Regions from separate parts of the Homo sapiens genome. Here region 2 is linked to region 1. Evidence: chromatin contacts called from ENCODE Hi-C data. All regions are on one chromosome and are shown on one strand. Each heading gives the region's core, a stretch centred on a gene start or an enhancer-like site at or near the end of the contact. The rest is flanking DNA. Distances are from core to core; before and after follow the strand shown. Region 1 overlaps LOC101929129 (a long non-coding RNA gene). Region 2 overlaps LOC107984781 (a long non-coding RNA gene).

Region 1 (3,721 bases), core at 702-3,201:
TTCAGAGGCTTCCTGGAGGAGAGGGCATTTAAGCTGGGCCCTAAGGGAGAAGAATTTCAAGGGTGGAGGGAAATTCTAGGCAAAGGCACAGCTTTTGTGGAAAGCTAGTAGGTGTGAAGGTTGCAGAGCATGGGCATGGTTTGACCACATGTGGTTTACTCTTTTTTTATTTTTATTTTTTAATAGAGACTGGGTCTCGCCCTGTTGCCCAGGCTGGTCTTGAACTTCATATATGTGGCTCATGGCATATTTTGGTTGGAACATCGTGTGCAGAGGATACCAATGGGAAACAGCCTGGAAAGTTAGACTGAGGCCATAGCGATGGCAGCCTTGAATGCCAGGATAAGGAGCTAGGCAAAAGACAATGGGAAGGGGACAGGAGACTAGAGAATTTACTACTCAATTCTGTGCTGTAGAAGAAGTGAAAAAACAGATACCGACAGCCCTAAACCTCAGGGAGTACAAACACAGCTGAGAAAACTTTAGAGAAAACCTAAACATATCGTGAAGTTGCTTGTGTGTGTGTATGTGTGTGTGTGAATGACTCCATCTGAGAGATTTGAGCAAAGTCCATGAGATGGCTGGGAAGGTAAATGACCAATTCCTTTCTAACTTCAGATTTCCTGTTTGCAAAACCTCACCAACATATCTAGAAAACCTAGAAAACATTAGGCTTCTCAGCCTGCACAGAGCAGCTTACAATGTTTATTCATGAATGAAGAGTTGGGTGCCCTGTTGTTCCTGGGTGGAGGGGAGACAGTTCATCTCCAAATGGCTCAGCCTTGGGCTCCACTGACTACACATTCTCTTTGTTTGTAGTAACAGCCATGCACTCTGTGCATATGCATGGTATCACCTGCAGATGTCCCAGTTCCTGACGTCACCCTGGCTGCAGAGCCAGCCTCAGGCCGAGCTGTGCAACCAGGGCAGAGGGAGGAAGGGGCGCTGCTGACCTGGACAGGGCTGAGTTCCAGTCCGCTTCCGTCACCACACTCCCACTGTTGGCCTTGGACAAGCCCCCATCTCTCTGCAGCAGCCCCTTCATTCCTACCTCCTTGAGGGGCCTAAACTGGATCATCACTTCTGGAAATAGCCATTCTTGTCCCACCTTTGAAGGTGTCATTTCTCAGCACCCCAGACTATTAGTCAGGGAATGTTTTCTTTGAATTGACTCACTTTTAAAATACACCATTTATGTCAACTTACCATTTCTGTACATGATGCACCATTTGCTATAAAGGGACATTGAAGTTAAAACCCATGAAAATAGTAAATGTTCACTCTTGTACCACCTAAAGTCAGGGTACATGCCTGCCATTGCATGAGTGCACACCCCCAGGGGAAACCTGCGTCCTGGAGCCAGGCGGCTTCTCAAGTATGACTGTGCGCCGGAAACACCTGGAGACCTTGCAAAAATGCAAATTCAAATTCAGTAGGTCTGGGTGGGGTCTGAGATTCTCTGTTTCTGACAAGGTCCCAGGAGATGCCGATGCTGCTGGTCCACAGACCCTACTTGGTGTAACAAGGTCACATGGGTTGTCCAGCTCCCTATCGTGGGGGCAGGGCAAGAATGTCAACAGAAACACAGCACCAAGTCCTTCTGAGAACACGGGACGTGAAACACAAAGACCATGTCTAAAGATTCAAGCAAAGGCTTCATATCAGAGGAAAACTCAGAGAGCTATTTCACCTTTTCTCCCAAATATACATTTACTTTATATTTACTTTATGCACTTAGAACTTTCGGCATCTCTGTTTACTGCTTCACATACCTCCCCACCTCTTCCCTAATGCAAAGACCTGAATCTGGAAAGCCACATCTGTTGGGAGCTTCGTCAGAAATCATGCTGGCCATGCTTGCAGGCTGGGTCCAGCTCTTGCTGGGAGGTGGAGGCCAGGGCTCTGCATAATGGCATCTTCGGGGCTTTCCCTTCTCTGACCTCCTGCCATGCTCAGACAGAACGACACGCCATCTGCTGACTCACCGTGGCTTCATGCATTCATGTCCTGTTTTCCCAGGTGGTCACAGCTCTAGGAGGAGACAGTAAGGGGTGACTGGAAGGGGAGGGGAGTGAGATTGCCCCTCTGGGACCCACACACACTGAGGACATGATGGGCTCTTGATAAAATGTCACATGAGCCCAGGACAGTTAGAGAGGTTGGCTTTATAAGTGGTACATTATTTATGATGGCTTGAATGGGTCACCCTTATGCCCATTTTCTGGAGGGAAAAACTGGCTCCAGATAATGCAAAGTCATGCCCCTATGGCGTCAGTTGCAGGGCTCAGAAGTCCTCTCTTCCAACCCAGTTGCTGGCAGGTCATGACCACAGGCCACCCAGCCATTCCTAGCCTCCCTGGTAGAATTCAAGGCTGCCTGTATTGTGCATCTGCTGTGTCCATGGCACTCAGGGAGGATAGTAAAGGCAGGGCCAGAGGGGAATGAGGGGGACTTGCTGGGGAGCATGATGGTCACGTGCTAAGCAGAGGCCTGACCTGAGACCTCAGGGTGGCATTCCTTTGGGTACTACAAGGGCTGGAAAAGGCCTCTCCCCTGCTTCAAGCCCAGCCCAGCAGGTAGGTGGCCGAGCCAGGCCCACATGCTGATCTCTGCTCTCTGACTGGTGCAGTTTCCTTTGTGTTAGATCATCAATTCCTCAGCCTTCTGTGGCTTCTGTGATTTCCAAAGAGCTTGCCCTGATGCTGAAGCCGGCCTGGACTGGGCATCAAGAGGGTTTCAGCCTGATAGCCAATGGCCGGCCGCATGACAGCGAGAAATTGGCTTCTCTCTCTGGGCCGTGGTGATCTTCAAAGTTTCTTACAGCACTAGAATTCTGCTCTTTCTTTGCATTACAAATGGAATACATACTTGTGAACATTTTCAACAATATAGAAATGTAGAAAGTAAATATAAACAAACAAAAAATGAAGTCATCATCTTCTTATTGCTGCTAGAGGAAGCCATTGTGAATAGTTTGATGTGTTTCCTTCCAAATGATTTTTTCTCTACGTATAAACATAAATAAGCATATGTAGGTTTATTGATCATCTTAAAATTTATTTTTTTCACTTAAAATACTTTCCTGTGATCTTCCTGTGCCATCATATATAAATCTACTTTATTATTTTGAAGTAATATATCTTGGACATTTTTGCATCAGTAGATCCTTTTCAATGATAAATAGCATTTTGTATCATGGATATGCATAATTTCTTTGGGCCTTTATATTATTTCCATTTTTTTTGCTATTATAAACAATGCTGAAATAAACATCTTTTTACATGCATTCTTACTCACATGTGAATATGTTTCTTTAACATGAATTCCTGGAAGTAGAACTGCCAGATAAAAGAACACACACATCCAAAATTTTGAAAGATGCTGTCAAAATCACCCTCCCAAAATACCAGTTGTCTTTCCTCTCTACAGCTCGGGGAGCAACATGTTTGCATTCACCTTGATTGAGCCTGGATTAGGTGCATGTAATGTTCCTATTGCATATGAGACAACAGAAGCTTAGAGAGAACAAGGGAGTGTCTCGAGGTGCTACAGAAGTGGGGGCAGAGCTAGAATCAAAGCTCTGTGCCCCATACCCAAGTCTAGATGCTCTGCAGCTCTGACATGATGAGGTATAGTGGAAAGAGCTCTGACTTTGAGGTCCAAATGCTTGAGTTTGAAATCTTGCCATGCAACTTGCCATCTCTGTGACTTTGACCAAGAT
Region 2 (3,823 bases), core at 1,256-3,755, 550 kb before region 1:
GATCCTTTACTATTTATTCAAGCTTTCTGAGCCACAGTTTCCTCACCTGTTTATCACTAGGTGTCCAGTGGGGACTGAATGGAAACTTTAAGCTGGAAGAAATATCATTTTAGAGACACTAAGCCATCTGCCTCCTAGAGTGGGCACTGTGCGGGCCGCTTTAAGCCAGGGCCACCAGCACTCAGCGATCACAGGGTGCTTCCAGCTGGCATCAAGTGTTCTTTTCTGTATCTCCCTTGGCGTGGAGCTGCTGTCCCATGGAGTTAAAGAAAACCATGCCCCTCTAAATTTGAGGAAGTGTGTTCCCTACCTAGAAGTTATTATTTATCTTAGGGACATGTTTGATGGTGTTTGGGTGTATGTATGGAGCATGTGTGTGTGAGTGTGTGTCTCCATGTGTGAGTGTGTTTGTGTGTTTGTGTCTGAGTGTCTGTGTGTGTCTGTGTATGTGGCTGTGTGTGTCTGTGTGTCCGTGTGTGTGTCTGTGTGTGTTGTGTATCTGTGTGTCTGTGAGTGTGTGTTTATGTGACTGTGAGTGTGTTTGTGTGTGTCTATGTGGCTGTGTCTATGTCCGTGTGTGTGTGTCATGTGTCTGTGTGTTGTGTGCCCGTGTGTGTCTGTGTGTGTCAGTGTATGTCTGTGTGTGTGTGTGTCTGTGTGTCTGTATCTGTGTGTGTCTGTTCTTGTCTGCACTTTTGTTCCCAGGAGATGTGAGGTGAAGACCTCACCAAAGTAGGAGTGGCGTGTGGGCTGGGCTTTGGCCCTTCGTGCTGGAAGTGATGGAGAGGCATGGCCTGGCTTGGCACAGCTCTGCCTTGCCTGTGCTGCCAGCCTCTTGTGAGAGATGCCATGTGGAAGGGATTTGGGACAATGCACAGTGCACTCTTCTGAGTGTTTTGTCTGGGCTAAAACTCTGCAGAGTATAGCTGTGGCTCTGAAACAAATAGAGGCTGGCCTTGTCAATTGTTTTGGGGTGAAGTTAATCCGGGGTAAGAGTCAGAGGCAGTCTAGAAGGCAGGGCATAAACTAGCCAGATGAAGGCCTTGGCTGGGAGTTGGGTTTATACCCCTAGGCCTAAGGAGTAGCCACTGCTAACAAGAGTTGTAGTTTTTCCTCTGGGTTGCAATTCTCTTCTCTTGCCTCCAAGCCTCCACTCAGGTAACCTGGCAGTGGGGAAATTGAGAGGTGCAGTGTCCACTCACTAATGATGAAGGTGAGATGTGGATGCATGGAGCACATTTTAGAAAAGCCCTGGCCTTTTATAAGGACCTGGGCCTTCCAGTATTTTCCTTGCCATCTCACCACCTGCTAACACATGCTGTGCACATAGGAGGTGCCAGGAAAATGTGTGTTATTCGAATGGAACTGAGAAACCGTTCTAGTCTAAACCCTGAGGCCCCCTGGCTTGCCCCCTCCTACCATGCCCATCTAGTTTTCAATGCCAAGCTCTCACGTCAGGGTTTTTCATCTCCATCTTCCTGTTGTTCACTTTAGGGGAAGGGTCCTGCTTGGACTATTGCAGTAGCCTCCAAGTAGCTTGAACTTTGCTCAGACTCTCCCCTCCCCAATCTGCTAAGCAGATTGTTGACAAGATTCTCTGCAGTTTGCTGCTTTGATGATGTCCCTCTCCAGCTCCAAATTGTTACTGGCTCTCCATTGACTACAGGTAAAATGCAGACTTCTCAGCCTGATCTTCCACAATCTGACGTCAGCCTACCTCCTCATCCTGCCTGGGCCTGGAGGCATGCCAGCCAATTCAGACCACTTGCCATTTTTCTTTTTCTCCTCTGCATCTGGAATTGCTGTCAGTGAAACCTTCTCTTTCCCTCAAGGAGCACCTTGAATGCTGGCCCCACATCACCTTCCTGACCCTGTCAGCTCAAAGAGGTTTCTCTGCATCTGAACTCCATGTGTTCCAGTCTCTGGGTCCTTACCATGCACTGCTGGGGCATGCTGTGTGCTGGCCGCCGTCCCTCCTCATGCTCAGAAGCAGAGCCTATGACTTAGTCACTTTGGTCTCCCCAGCGCCCAGAGCAGATATTTGCACAGAAGAGGAGCTCAATAAATGTTTGTTTAATGAATGAATATATAATTCTAACCCAGTGCCCTGCTTTCTTACAGTGACATTCAAGTCATCCTAGGCCAAAAAAAAAAAAAAATGCCTATTTACCTTCCAAAATTACCTCTCATATTGGTCAAAATTAAAATAAACACTTGGCGGATTAAGACCTGGCCTGTCATATTGTATCTGACACCATTAAGAACCAAGGTTGGGGTGCCTCACGGTTGACTTCCACTGATCTAAGATGTCAACAACAATGTCACCTGCCTGATAGGGTGACATCTGAGCTCCAAGGCATGCACTCCTGTCCTTTGGGCGCTCACCCCCGGCTTCATGCACCCTGTGCCCTGGGTCAGTGCCTGCCTCTCTGATTCAAGCCTTCTTCTGGGCGACTGGGCCTTTGATCTTGGGTTATGTTCCTGTTTTGCTTTCACTTTCCAGCTCTTATCTGCTAGAGTGCTTTGAGTGTAAGCAACAGGAAGTCCTGTGGCTAATGTAGGCGTTAAGGAGTTTATTGGAAGCATGTAGCAGAGCCCATGGAACTGAATGGAGGGCAGAGAACCAACTCAGAGCAATTAGAATTGGGATCACAAACAGGGTGGGGTGTGGGGCTCAGAAACAGGAGCTATTGATAAAAGAACTGTTTTTTCGTTTTTTTGTTTTTTTTGAGACAGTCTCGCTCTGTCACTCAGGCTGAAATGCAGTGGCGTGATCTCAGCTCACTGCAACCTCCATCTCCCGGGTTCAAGCAATTCTCATGCCTCAGCCTCCTGAGTAGCTGGGATTACAGGTGTACGCCACCATGCCTGGCTAATTTTTGTATTTTTAGTAGAGATGGGGAGCTTTGCCATGTTGGCCAGGCTGGTCTCAATCTCTTGGCCTCAAGTGATCCGCTTGCCTCGGCCTCCCAAAGTGCTCAGGAGGCTGAGGTAGGAGAATGGCATGAACCCAGGAAGCGGAGCTTGCAGTGAGCTGAGATTGCTCCGCTGCACTCCAGCCTGGGCGACAGAGCAAGACTCCATCTCAAACAAACAAACAAACAAACAAACAAAAACACTGCTGGGATTACAGGTGTGAGGCACCACGCCTGGCCTGAAAGGACAGGTTCTTAAGGGGTTGCCATTGCTGCTCCTACTGCCAGGGCTAATGAGTGTCGACCATTTTGTCTTTTTGCCACTCTGCTGCAGATTCAAACTCCAGGGAGAATCCAAGTGGGCCTAGCATGTGCTTCTGTTTCACCATCTGCTGCTCTATCCCTGTTATTCTTTCCTGGTTTTTGCCCATCCCTCACAGTCCCATCCATCACCCGATACCCACCCAGACATGCATAGAGCACCCCACAAGGGGTTTCCAGGGTTGCCTCCATGAGGGTGCTGGATTTCTGCCTAGCCCAGGTAACACATCCTTCTGAGCAGTGATACAAGCAGCAGTAGGACAATTAGCTACCAAGGGAATTGTCCTCTGCTTATCCATCATTGTAGAAAGTAATGAGTGACTTTAAATCACAAACCTTATGTTTTCTTTCCCATGGCATGAAATGCGTAGGTCAATTCTCAAAGCTTAGTGACTAGTTCTTGTACTAGAAATGCAAACTTGAGGACAATTTACTCATAAACTAATTACTTGTCCTTCCCGGGCATTAGCAATGGGATCTGCAGGCACAATAGACATATTCACATTGTTGATCCCCGTTGTTCCAAGACCCACATAAGCTTCCTGGGAAACGGATCTGAGCAGAAGTCAAAAACACAGTATTCCTTA

The links. Hi-C counts contacts between places; a loop is a spot of excess contacts on that map. Pooled maps may share reads with other maps.
Region 2: a pooled map shows a loop between it and region 1 (4-fold over the local background). The contact joins two enhancer-like sites. A Hi-C loop is called at or near these places in 2 of 37 single-sample maps with no recorded cell type and 2 of 50 pooled maps.

The regions. Positions count from the first base shown.
Region 1 is chr15:69,977,686-69,981,406 of GRCh38, reverse strand. The region is part of intron 2 of LOC101929129 (a long non-coding RNA gene); the gene reads left to right. Among named protein-coding and RNA genes, the nearest start is that of MIR629, 100 kb to the left of the region's middle. RefSeq lists enhancers at 1,093-1,152, 1,983-2,042. Within about 2 kb of position 1,951, at least 3 of the 41 ENCODE cell types and tissues checked have a DNase peak (open chromatin) inside an H3K27ac peak, as active enhancers do.
Region 2 is chr15:70,527,078-70,530,900 of GRCh38, reverse strand. It overlaps LOC107984781 (a long non-coding RNA gene), which reads left to right. Exons shown (of 2, transcript XR_007064698.1): 2 at 1,667-2,228. Among named protein-coding and RNA genes, the nearest start is that of LINC02205, 23 kb to the right of the region's middle. RefSeq lists an enhancer at 2,394-2,443. Within about 2 kb of position 2,505, at least 7 of the 41 ENCODE cell types and tissues checked have a DNase peak (open chromatin) inside an H3K27ac peak, as active enhancers do.